2 separate regions of the Homo sapiens genome follow, and region 1 is linked to region 2. A link is an interaction called in ENCODE POLR2A ChIA-PET data of the cell type or tissue named here. Cell type or tissue: Panc1. All regions are shown on one strand.

Region 1 (5,000 bases), 110 kb before region 2:
ACACTGACACCCAGAGGCCTAGATTGGTCAATTTCTAGTTCTACTGTCATTTGATCTTTTGAAAGCATCATTTTCAAATCTCATTCACTGATACCATAAGCTGAAGAGGCAGACAGTATCAATTAGCCTCAAGATAGCTGTGGAATAACTAAGATTGAAGCTCTTCCATTATTAACTGATTGCCATGAAAATAATTTAGAAGATATGATAAATAAAATATTTAAGGCACAGCTCTATAAATCACTCTCATAATTTTTACCACTTAACGACATGACGGAAGCCTCCAGTTCATACCATGAGCAATCAGTATTGAAAGACAAAAACTAATTTTTAGAGACAAAGCCCTCTTTTGAGGAATCATCATCAAACTCAGGGTCCTACATCTGCCATGTATAAGCTGGGTGGTGTGCTTCTATGTGGCACATTTTAAACATTTTAAACTGTATAAGTGTAGATGACCCACCTCTGCACAGACAGGGTGGATTCCAATTGTGCTGTCCAGCTGCTTTTTGGTCAGTCCACATTTGAGCGCAGCTGCAAAGCCTTGTGTAACTTCTCCAGCATTTGGACCCAGTACGTGAAAGCCCACAACACGTTCCTAAGGCAAAAAAAAATACAATAATGCAATTAAGCTGATTTTTCTCCCCTCCTCTTCCTACACAGCTTAGAGCATTTCTCCAGTCTGTTTCTTAAAAATCCAACTCAAAAATGACCAGAGACTGGCCGGGCGCAGTGGCTCACGCCTGTAATCCCAGCACTTTGGGAGGCCGAGGCAGGTGGATCACGAGGTCAGGAGGTCGAGACCATCCTGGTTAACACGGTGAAACCCCGTCTCTACTAAAAATACAAAAAATTAGCCGGGCGTGGTGGCGGGTGCCTGTAGTTCCAGCTACTTGAGAGGCTGAGGCAGGAGAATGGCGTGAACCCAGGAGGCAGAGCTTGCAGTGAGCCGAGATCGTGCCACTGCACTCCAGCCTAGACGACAGAGCGAGACTCCATCTCAAAAAAAGAAAATGACCAGAGACTTTTTTTTTTTTTTGAGATGGAGTATTGCTCTTCTTGCCCAGGCTGGAGTGCAATGGCGCGATCTCCACTCACCGCAACCTCCGCCTCCTGGATTCAAGCGATTCTCTTGCCTCAGCCTCCCGAGTAGCTGGGACTACAGGCAGGCGCTACCATGCCCGGCTAATTTTTTTGTATTTTTAGTAGAGACGGGGTTTCGCCATGTTGGCCAGGCTGGTCTCGAATGCCTGATCTCAGGTGATCCACGCACCTCGGCCTCCCAAAGTGCTGGGATTACAGGTGTGAGCCACCGCACCTGGAAAAATGGCCAGAGACTTTAATGACTGCTGCTAACAGCTACTTAGGCTAAAGACTCCCCAACATGAACCAAAACATAGAGTATGATGTTCACTTCAAACAGGAACAAAGAGACAAGGGACAGCTACAAGTGTTTACTCAATTTTATGAGAAAAAATACAAAAGGCAAAGATGCCTACAAGTCTTTAATCACCAAAATGTTCTGGAAAATATTATCAAAGGGCAGGGTGTCCTCACGTCCTGTATTTGATCATCTCAGCTCCACAGAGGCTATCTGTAATAGCTGGGACCCTTAAGAGTAGTCATTCAAATTAAAATTTTGACTGGGCATCATAGCTCAAGCCTGTAATCCCAGCACTTTGGGAGGCTGAGGCAGGAGAATCACCTGAGGCCAGGCATTCAAGACCAGCCTGGCAACATAGGGAGACTCTGTCCCTACAGGAAAAAAAAAAAAAAAAAAAAATTAGCTGGGCACAGTGGCTCACATCTGTAGTCCCAGCTACTTGGGAGGCTGAGGTGGGAGGAATGCTTGAGCCCAGGAGGTCGAGGCTGCAGTGAGCTATGATCACACCACTGCACTCTATCCTGGGTGATAAAGTAAGACCCTGTCTCTAAAAAATAAAATACAAATAAAATTTTAAAAGTAATTTTAAATAAGGTTTTGAGGATAAATAGTGCAAGACCATTAAAGTCTGAAAACATTTTTGTTTTGTTTTGTTTTTAATAGACATGGGGTTTTGCCATGTTGTCTAGGCTGGTCCCGAACTTGTGAGCTTAAGCAGTTCACCCACCTCGGCCTCCCAAAGTGCTGGGATTACAGGCGTGAGCCACTGTGCCCAGCAAAGTCTGAAAACATTTTTGAAAGCAAAAGAAAAATGTCTGGCACTCTAAAATACCTGTGTAGAAATTATTTTGGATAAATTTGAAATCTCAAACTCTGGCTACCTCTGCCAAAAGCAGAGAAATCTGATGCACTCTACTGTTGAGCTGATAGATTTTCAGCGCAGACTCTGACTAGACTATCTAGTGCAATCTCGTCATAACAGATGAGGCAACTCAGGCTGTGGGGTGCAGAGCTTGTCTAAGGTTCCATCACTCCCTGGAAACAATCAGGAGGTTGTTCTGTTGACAAAAGGACTGTAATATATTGCATATGGTACTCTTACACATATTCGCCCTGACGATTCCGGGTTTATGGTATGAATAAAGCGTATCCATAGGAGGAACTACTAAAAAGCACTTAAAATAGATTTCCATGTAATAATGTGGAAAGGGTCTCAAAAAACAAGAGATTATTAAAAAGTTGCAGAGCTCTACATAATGAGGATGCCACCTGCAATTAAACCACGAACACTGTATAATGTGTATGCATTCATAAATAGGTGGCAAACATAAGAACGTAAGCATGAGACCCTTCGACTTCAAAGTTTTACCTTTTGAAGTGAAGGAAGACAGAAGACTGCATAGGCATAAGATAATAGTTAATAGCATGGTATCTACATTGTGTGAGAATAAATGTACAGATCTGCCCTTCCCTAGGTAAATGATTTGAGCACAGTTACTTAACTTCCATGTGCTTCAGTTTCCTCATCTATAAAAAGGGGGAAACAATAGCATATATACCTCACAGGACTGTGTAAGGATTAAATAAGTTAATACCTGTAGAGCTCTATAGTGCCTGGTACACAGTAAGTGCTCAATAAATATAAGCTGTTATAAACTGCATATATGATGGTTTATCTCTTATAAGAAAAAAGCCCTGAAACAAATACAGCAAAAATGTTAACATTCCTTGACTTTGGATGGTGAGTACCTTCTTCATCTTTATTATAAATATTTTATGTAAAAAAAAATAAAATAGCAGAGAACAAAAGCCAGCAGATAATAAACATTGTAAGTACAATTTAGAATCAAGGACATTTAGACACTGAAGTCAAGTGACTGATTCAAAATGAATAAAGCACGCCCCAGGGATAGTGAAGTTCTACAAGCTTTTACCTCAGATTACTCATGACAAAAGAGCAGTAACAGATATTCATCTTCTCTATTACTATCTTTATCTATGAAAATAACCGAAAACACTGTCACCCTACTTATGACCTCAACTACTGACAGGTTTATTGGTAGGAAAATTATTTTCCACATTATTCTAGCAATGCCATTTGAACAAATGTAACATTGAAAAAAGAGCAAAATACATATGGTTAAAATGGATTTGCTTGGTAGGAAGGAAACCTTCAAGGTTTCACTGACTGCTATGAGCAATTGAAGTCTCTCTCAGTGAGACAGGGGCAGTTAATATACTGCCAGTGAGAATGGCTGACATTTTCTCCTTTTGTCTGCAGTAAAAGTGATATCTAATGTATACTCATATAAATAAACTTTTGAGAAAATTTGCCTAAAAAGAAAAAGACAACTATATATACAATTGTTATTTATGTTAGCTGTGTAGCTCATTATGGGTTATCCTAGTATATTCATTTGAATCTTTTTTGCAGAGGATTCAAGAAAATGTTTTCTAAAACCCTTGGTTTTACCAAAAAACCAACCTGTAACTGTCCTACTGCCTAAAGCAGTAGTTTCCAAATAGGATACATGGCTTAATTATATTCAAATTTCAAGATTAAAACATTATCAGTTTACTAGGCTTTTAACATACAGATTCTTTAACATCATTTATATTTTTACTGAGGTCGTTTCTTTAAAAAGTGTTAGCTAAGTTAAAAAGATCAGTTTTCTTAAGAGTCAATATTAAAGAGAGTGTGTGTATATGAATATACCAGTGTCCCACAGTCAAAAAACTTTAAAAAATATGAATTATCCAATCCCTCATTTCATATATATGGAAAAAAACCCTGTGAGGTATAGAGTTTGCTCACAGGCTTTCACAGGTTTCTGCTAAAAAAGTACTGTAATAGGCCGGGCGCGGTGGCTCACACCTGTAATCCCAGCACTTTGGGAGACCAAGGCAGACGGATCACCTGAGGTCAGGAGTTCGAGACCAGCCTGGCCAACATGGTGAAACCCCGTCTCTACTAAAAATACAGAATAGCTGGGCATGGTGGTGGGTGCCTGTAATCCCAGCTACTTGGGAGGCTGAGGCAGGAAAATCACTTGAACCTGGGAGGCGAAGGTTGCAGTGAACCAAGATCACGCCACTGCACTCCAGCCTGGGCAACAGAGCAAGACTCCGTCTCAAAAAAAAAAAAAAAAAAAGGACTGTAATATATTGCATATTGTACTCTTATTCACCTGGACAGTTGGGGGTTTATGGTATGAATAAAGTATATCTGTGGGAGGACTACTAAAAAGCACTTAAAATACATTAGATTTACACGTAATAACACCAGACTAGCATTACATGTAGCATCAGGCAATGAAATCTTAGAACTCAATTAAGAGCTCTTTCTTAGTAGTGCCAGCTGCTGAGGATCAAACGTGCATTGCTCCTGTTCTTTTTTGTTATTCATTATATTTAGATAGTCGATGACTTTATTGTTCCTCTTCTATAAACACAAACATAGACAGTTCTCAAGTTGTGCCTTTGGTTCCTTCACTCAGTAAGTTTTGGCTGCCTGTTGACTAAGTGTAGGGCCCTGTGCCAGTGAAGATGAGGGGGCAGCAGGCAGTGCAGCCAAGGTCCTTGCCAGCTGCTGATATCTATCAGCTGAGACAACTGG
Region 2 (5,000 bases):
GCGCCTATAATCCCAGCTACTCAGGAGGCTGAGGCAGAAGAATCGGTTGAACCCGGGAGGCAGAGGATGCAGTGAGCTGAGATCTCGCCATTGCACTCCAGCCTGGGCGACAGGGTGAGACTCCATCTCAAAAAAAATAAATAAAATAAAATAAAATAAAATAAAATAAAATAAAATGTTGTATATTCATACAATGCACTGTTATTCAACAATAAAAAGAAGTACTAATACATGCTGCAATGTGAATAAACCTTGAAAATATTATGCTAAGTGAAAGAAGCCACTCATAAAAGACCATAGATTGTATGATTCCACTTATAAGAAATGCCCAGAATAGGCCAAGGCAGGCAAATCACTTGAGCTCAGGAGTTCAAGACCAGCCTGGGCAACACGGTGAAACCCTGACTCTACAAAACGTACAAAAATTAGCCAGACATGGTGGTGTGTGCCCGTAGTCCCAGCTACTGAGGAGGCTGAGGTGGGAGGATTGCTTGAGCCCAGGAGGTAGAAGTTGCAATGAGCCAAGATGACACCACTACACTCCAGCCTGGGTGACAAAGTGAGACCCTGTCTCAAAAAAAAAAAAAAAAAAAAAGAAAAGTAATGCTCGGAATAGGCAAATCTATAGAGACAGAAAGTAGGCTAGCAATTGCTAGGGAAAGAGTGAAAATTTACTGCTAATGGGTATGGGGTTTCTTTTTGGAGTAATGAAAATGTTCTAGGCTGGGCACGGTGGCTCACGCCTGTAATCCCACTACTTTGGGAGGCCGAGGCGGGGGGATCACCAGGTCAGGAGATCGAGACCAGCCTGGCTAACACAGTGAAACCCCATCTCTACTAAAAATACCAAAAATTAGCCAGGTGTGGTGGCGGGCGCCTGTAGTCCCAGCTACTCAGGAGGCTAAGGCAGGAGAATGGCGTGAACCCGGGAGGCGGAGGTTGCAGTGAGCCGAGATCAAATCATTACACTCCAGCCTGGGCAACAGAGCGAGACTCCGTCTCAAAAAAAAAAGAAAAGAAAATGTTCTCAAATTCAATAGTGGTGAAGGTTGCACTCTAAACTGTGCACTTTTAAATGGTTATTCCCCTGCCGCCCCCACTTTATTTTGAGAGAGAGTTTCACTCTTGTTGCCCAGGCTGGAATGCAATGGTGCAATCTTGGCTCACCACAATCTCTGCCTCCTGGGTTCAAGCGATTCTCCTGCCTCAGCCTCCCAAGTAGCTGGGATTACAGGCATGTGCCACCACGCCCGACTAATTTTGTATTTTTAGTAGAGACGGGGTTTCTCCATGTTGGTCAGGCTGGTCTCAAACTCCCAACCTCAGGTGATCCACCTGCCTCAGCCTCCAAAGTGCTGGGATTACAGGAGTAAGCCACCACAACCGGCCTATATTTATGGTATGTTAATCAAATACAGATTTTTTTTTTTTTTTTTTTGAGATGGAGTTTTGCTCTTGTTGCCAGGCTGAAGTGCAGTGGCACAATCTCGGCTCACTGCAACCTCCGCCTTCTGGGTTCAGGTGATTCTCCTGCCTCAGCCTCCCGAGTAGCTGGGATTACAGGCATGCAACACCACACCCAGCTAATTTTATATTTTTAGTAGAGATGGGGTTTCTCCATGTTGGTCAGACTGGTCTCTAACTCCTGACCTCAGGTGATCTGCCCCGCTCGGCTTCCCAAAGTGCCGGGATTACGGGTGTGAGCCACTGCACCCAGCCTTATATATCAATTTTTAAAAAACTTATATACCAATGCTTATAGCAACTCTATAATCACTAAAAAATGGAAAAAATCTAAATATCCTTCAATGAATGAAAGGACAAAAAAATTATGGTACACTTGTATAATGTAATACCACTCAGTAATAAAATGAAGTAAACTATAGATACACATGACAAATTAGATGAATCTCAAAAGTATTATGCTGTGTGAAAAAATCAATCTCAAAATGTTATTTTGTGATTCCATTTATATCGCATTCCTGAAAAGACAAAACTATATTGATGGAGAACAGGTCAGTGGCTCCAGAGATTGGAATACAGTTGTATCCTAATCAACTGGGGAGGCTGTAACCACAAAGGGATAGCATGGGTGAAATTTTGTGGGGTAACGGAACTGTTATGTAACCCGATCATGTATACATATGTTAAAATTCATAAAATGAACACCAAAGGCCAGACACGGTGGCTCCCACCTGTAATCACAGCACTTTGGGAGGCCCAGGAGGGAGGATGGCTTGATGCCAGGAGTTTGAGACCAGCCTGGCCATCATAAGAAGACTTCATTTCTATAAAAATAAAAATAAAAAAGTTAGCCAGGCATGGTACCACTCACCTGTGGTCATAGCTACTCAGGAGGCTCAAGCAGGAGGATTACCTGAGCCCAGGAGTTTGAAGCTGCTGTGAGCTATAATTACACCATTGCACTTGAGCCTGGGTGACAGAGCAAGACCCTTTCTCCAAAAAGAAATAAATTAAAATAAATAATAAAAAATTAAAAGGACACCAAAAATCTATTTTATTTGTATACCAATTTTAAAAATAAAATTAAAAAGATATCCTACTAGATATATTTGTTACTCAGCAGTTGTTATAAAACACTGCACTAGAGATCTTAGGAGGAGGACATGAATTTAAGGATCACTACTTTCAGATAACTGGTTCCAGAAATGTACTTGAATGTAGCAAATTCCTCTACCCAAATCTTTTCCAAATATAATTGACAGTCTTTTGGGTCTTAACATATTTATTACTTTAAAGCAAGTTATTCCTTACTATCTTGAGCTACTGACTTACCATATAAAATAAAGTGAATGAGTTAAAACCTTAGTAGTCATTCAGGCATGCATTCCAGGAGCCAAGACCGGAAAAAAAGACACATCTTAGATAATACATGGGAAATTACCTTGCTATTGTGGAATCCAAAAATGCTAGGTATTTTTATTTGGAATTATTACATTTTCTACGCATTTACGGGCCTAATTTTAATTTTATGGGAGACAGACCTACAGAATTTTACAGCTTGAGAGGACTTAATATTCATCCATTCACTTCATTTTGCAAATGAGGGAACTAAGGCGCATAGGTGCTTTGGAACTTGTCTAAAATCACACAGCTATTTAAGGATATAACAGAAACTAGAATTCCGTTCTCTTCACTCTAATTCTCTTTCCACTTTGCCTCAAATGACTTGTGGAGCCATAATCTAAATAAGTAGCCTGAAATATAACAGGAGATCTCTGTAAAGATCATCTTATATTGGGGATCAACCTTAGAGGCTACACTGTTATTATATCAGGCTCTTCTGCTTCAAGATTATATTCCAGGGACATAACTGAACTTATGGAAATGAAGTGATAAAGGTATTCTACAGTGCTTCATAGGCAAGGGTCAGTGAGCCCACAGCGTTCAGCATCTACAACCTAAGCTAGACATTTTTGGCTGTCTTCAGCATCCGTATAACTGTCTACCTGTCCCTAAATATAAGGTTAAACTGTTATGAATAAGCTCCTTTTTCTTTTTCTTTTTTTGTTTTTTTTGAGACAGAGTTTCACTCTTGTTGCCCAGGCTTGAGTGCAATGGTGCCATCTTGGTTCACTGCAACTTCCACCTCCAGGGTTCAAATGATTCCCCTGCCTCAGCCTCCCAAGTAGCTGGGATTACAGGTGCCCACCACACGCCCAGCTAATTTTTTGCATTTTTAGTAGAGATGGGGTTTCTCCATGTTGGTCAGGCTGGTCTTGAACTCCTGACCTCAGGTGATCCGCCCACCTTGGCCTCCCGAAGTGCTGGGATTACAGGCGTGAGACACTGTGCCCGGCATAAGCTCCTTTTTCTATTGTTTCCAGATACTGGTAATCCACTAAAAAGTTTGATTTTATTTCAACTGCTTATTTTAATGGGAAACAGTGCTTCCTGTTCAGGTCTTATGAAGGGATGGAGGAATCCAGGTGTATTAGTCCATTCTCACGCTGCTATAAGGACATATCTGAGACTAGGTAATTTATAAAAAAAAAAAAAAAAAGAGGTTTAATTGATTCATAGTTCTGCATGGCTGGGGAGGCCTCAGGAAACTTTTAGTCATGGCAGAAGGCACCTCTTCACATGGTGGCAGGAGAGAGAATGAGTGCCAAGTGAAGGGGGAAGCCCTTTATAAAACCATCATATCTCATGAGAACTCACTCACTATCATGAGAACAGGCATGGCAGAAACCACCCCCATGATTCAGTTATCTCCATCTGGTACTGCCCTTGACACATGCGGATCATTACAATTCAAGGTGAGATTTGGGTGGGGACACAGAGCTAAACCATATCACCAAGGTTTCATTAGACGTGCCCAATCACTCTATTAAGCAAGGCAGTAGAGCACAGTGGTTAAGTACACTAGCTTCCAGCATGAGAATCCTCGCTCCACTACTTAATAGTTGTATGCTTGTTACCTCTCTGGGCCTCACTTTCCTCATTTGCCTCTTGCAGTGATTAAATGTGTTAATACATATAAAGCACTCAGCACAGTACCTGGATCATAATAAGCATTCAATAAATGTTACTCCTTTTTATTAAAGCTCTCAGAAGTTCTACATTACTCTAGAAAACAACTCCATATGGGCATATTTACTCACAGATCCCCAGCACCTACAACAATGCCTAACATATGGAAGATGGTTAGTAAGTATTAAATGAATAAATATTATCTAATTAACAAGACTACTTTGGTGTTATCCCCTCTTTCAAAAAAACTGTATTACTGGGAAATACAATGTTCCATATGGGACATTGGAAATACACTGTAAAAAATCTGCATTCTCTCACCCTCATAACAATGGCAATTTTACCTGCCTGAGATGTCCCATTTGTAGGATTCCAGTGAGTCAGGGGCAGAGAGGTAGATAAAAGAAGTTTCCAAGGGGGAAAGAGATTCCTGGGTTGATCAAACAGTGGGGGAGAAAATCAGGAGGGAATAACTTGACACAACTATATTTGAACATTTACCGAGC

Evidence for each region. ChIA-PET counts read pairs that join two places held together with the same protein. Peaks named below come from ENCODE experiments on the same cell type or tissue, not always from the same donor. Only the 100,000 strongest peaks of a DNase experiment are listed, where the experiment ranks them.
Region 1: POLR2A ChIA-PET joins it to region 2 with 7 read pairs; 10 of 35 experiments call an interaction of 5 or more read pairs at or near these places.

Annotation. Positions count from the first base shown.
Region 1 is chr12:104,334,737-104,339,736 of GRCh38, reverse strand. TXNRD1 (thioredoxin reductase 1) reads right to left here. Exons shown (of 17, transcript NM_001093771.3): 16 at 464-598. Among named protein-coding and RNA genes, the nearest start is that of EID3, 33 kb to the right of the region's middle. In Panc1, no CTCF peak of the experiment used is centred here; no DNase peak of the experiment used is centred here.
Region 2 is chr12:104,224,740-104,229,739 of GRCh38, reverse strand. All of the region lies in intron 1 of TXNRD1 (thioredoxin reductase 1), which reads right to left. Among named protein-coding and RNA genes, the nearest start is that of TXNRD1, 11 kb to the right of the region's middle. RefSeq lists enhancers at 1,333-1,502, 2,796-2,965. In Panc1, no CTCF peak of the experiment used is centred here; no DNase peak of the experiment used is centred here; H3K27ac peaks cover 2,659 bases.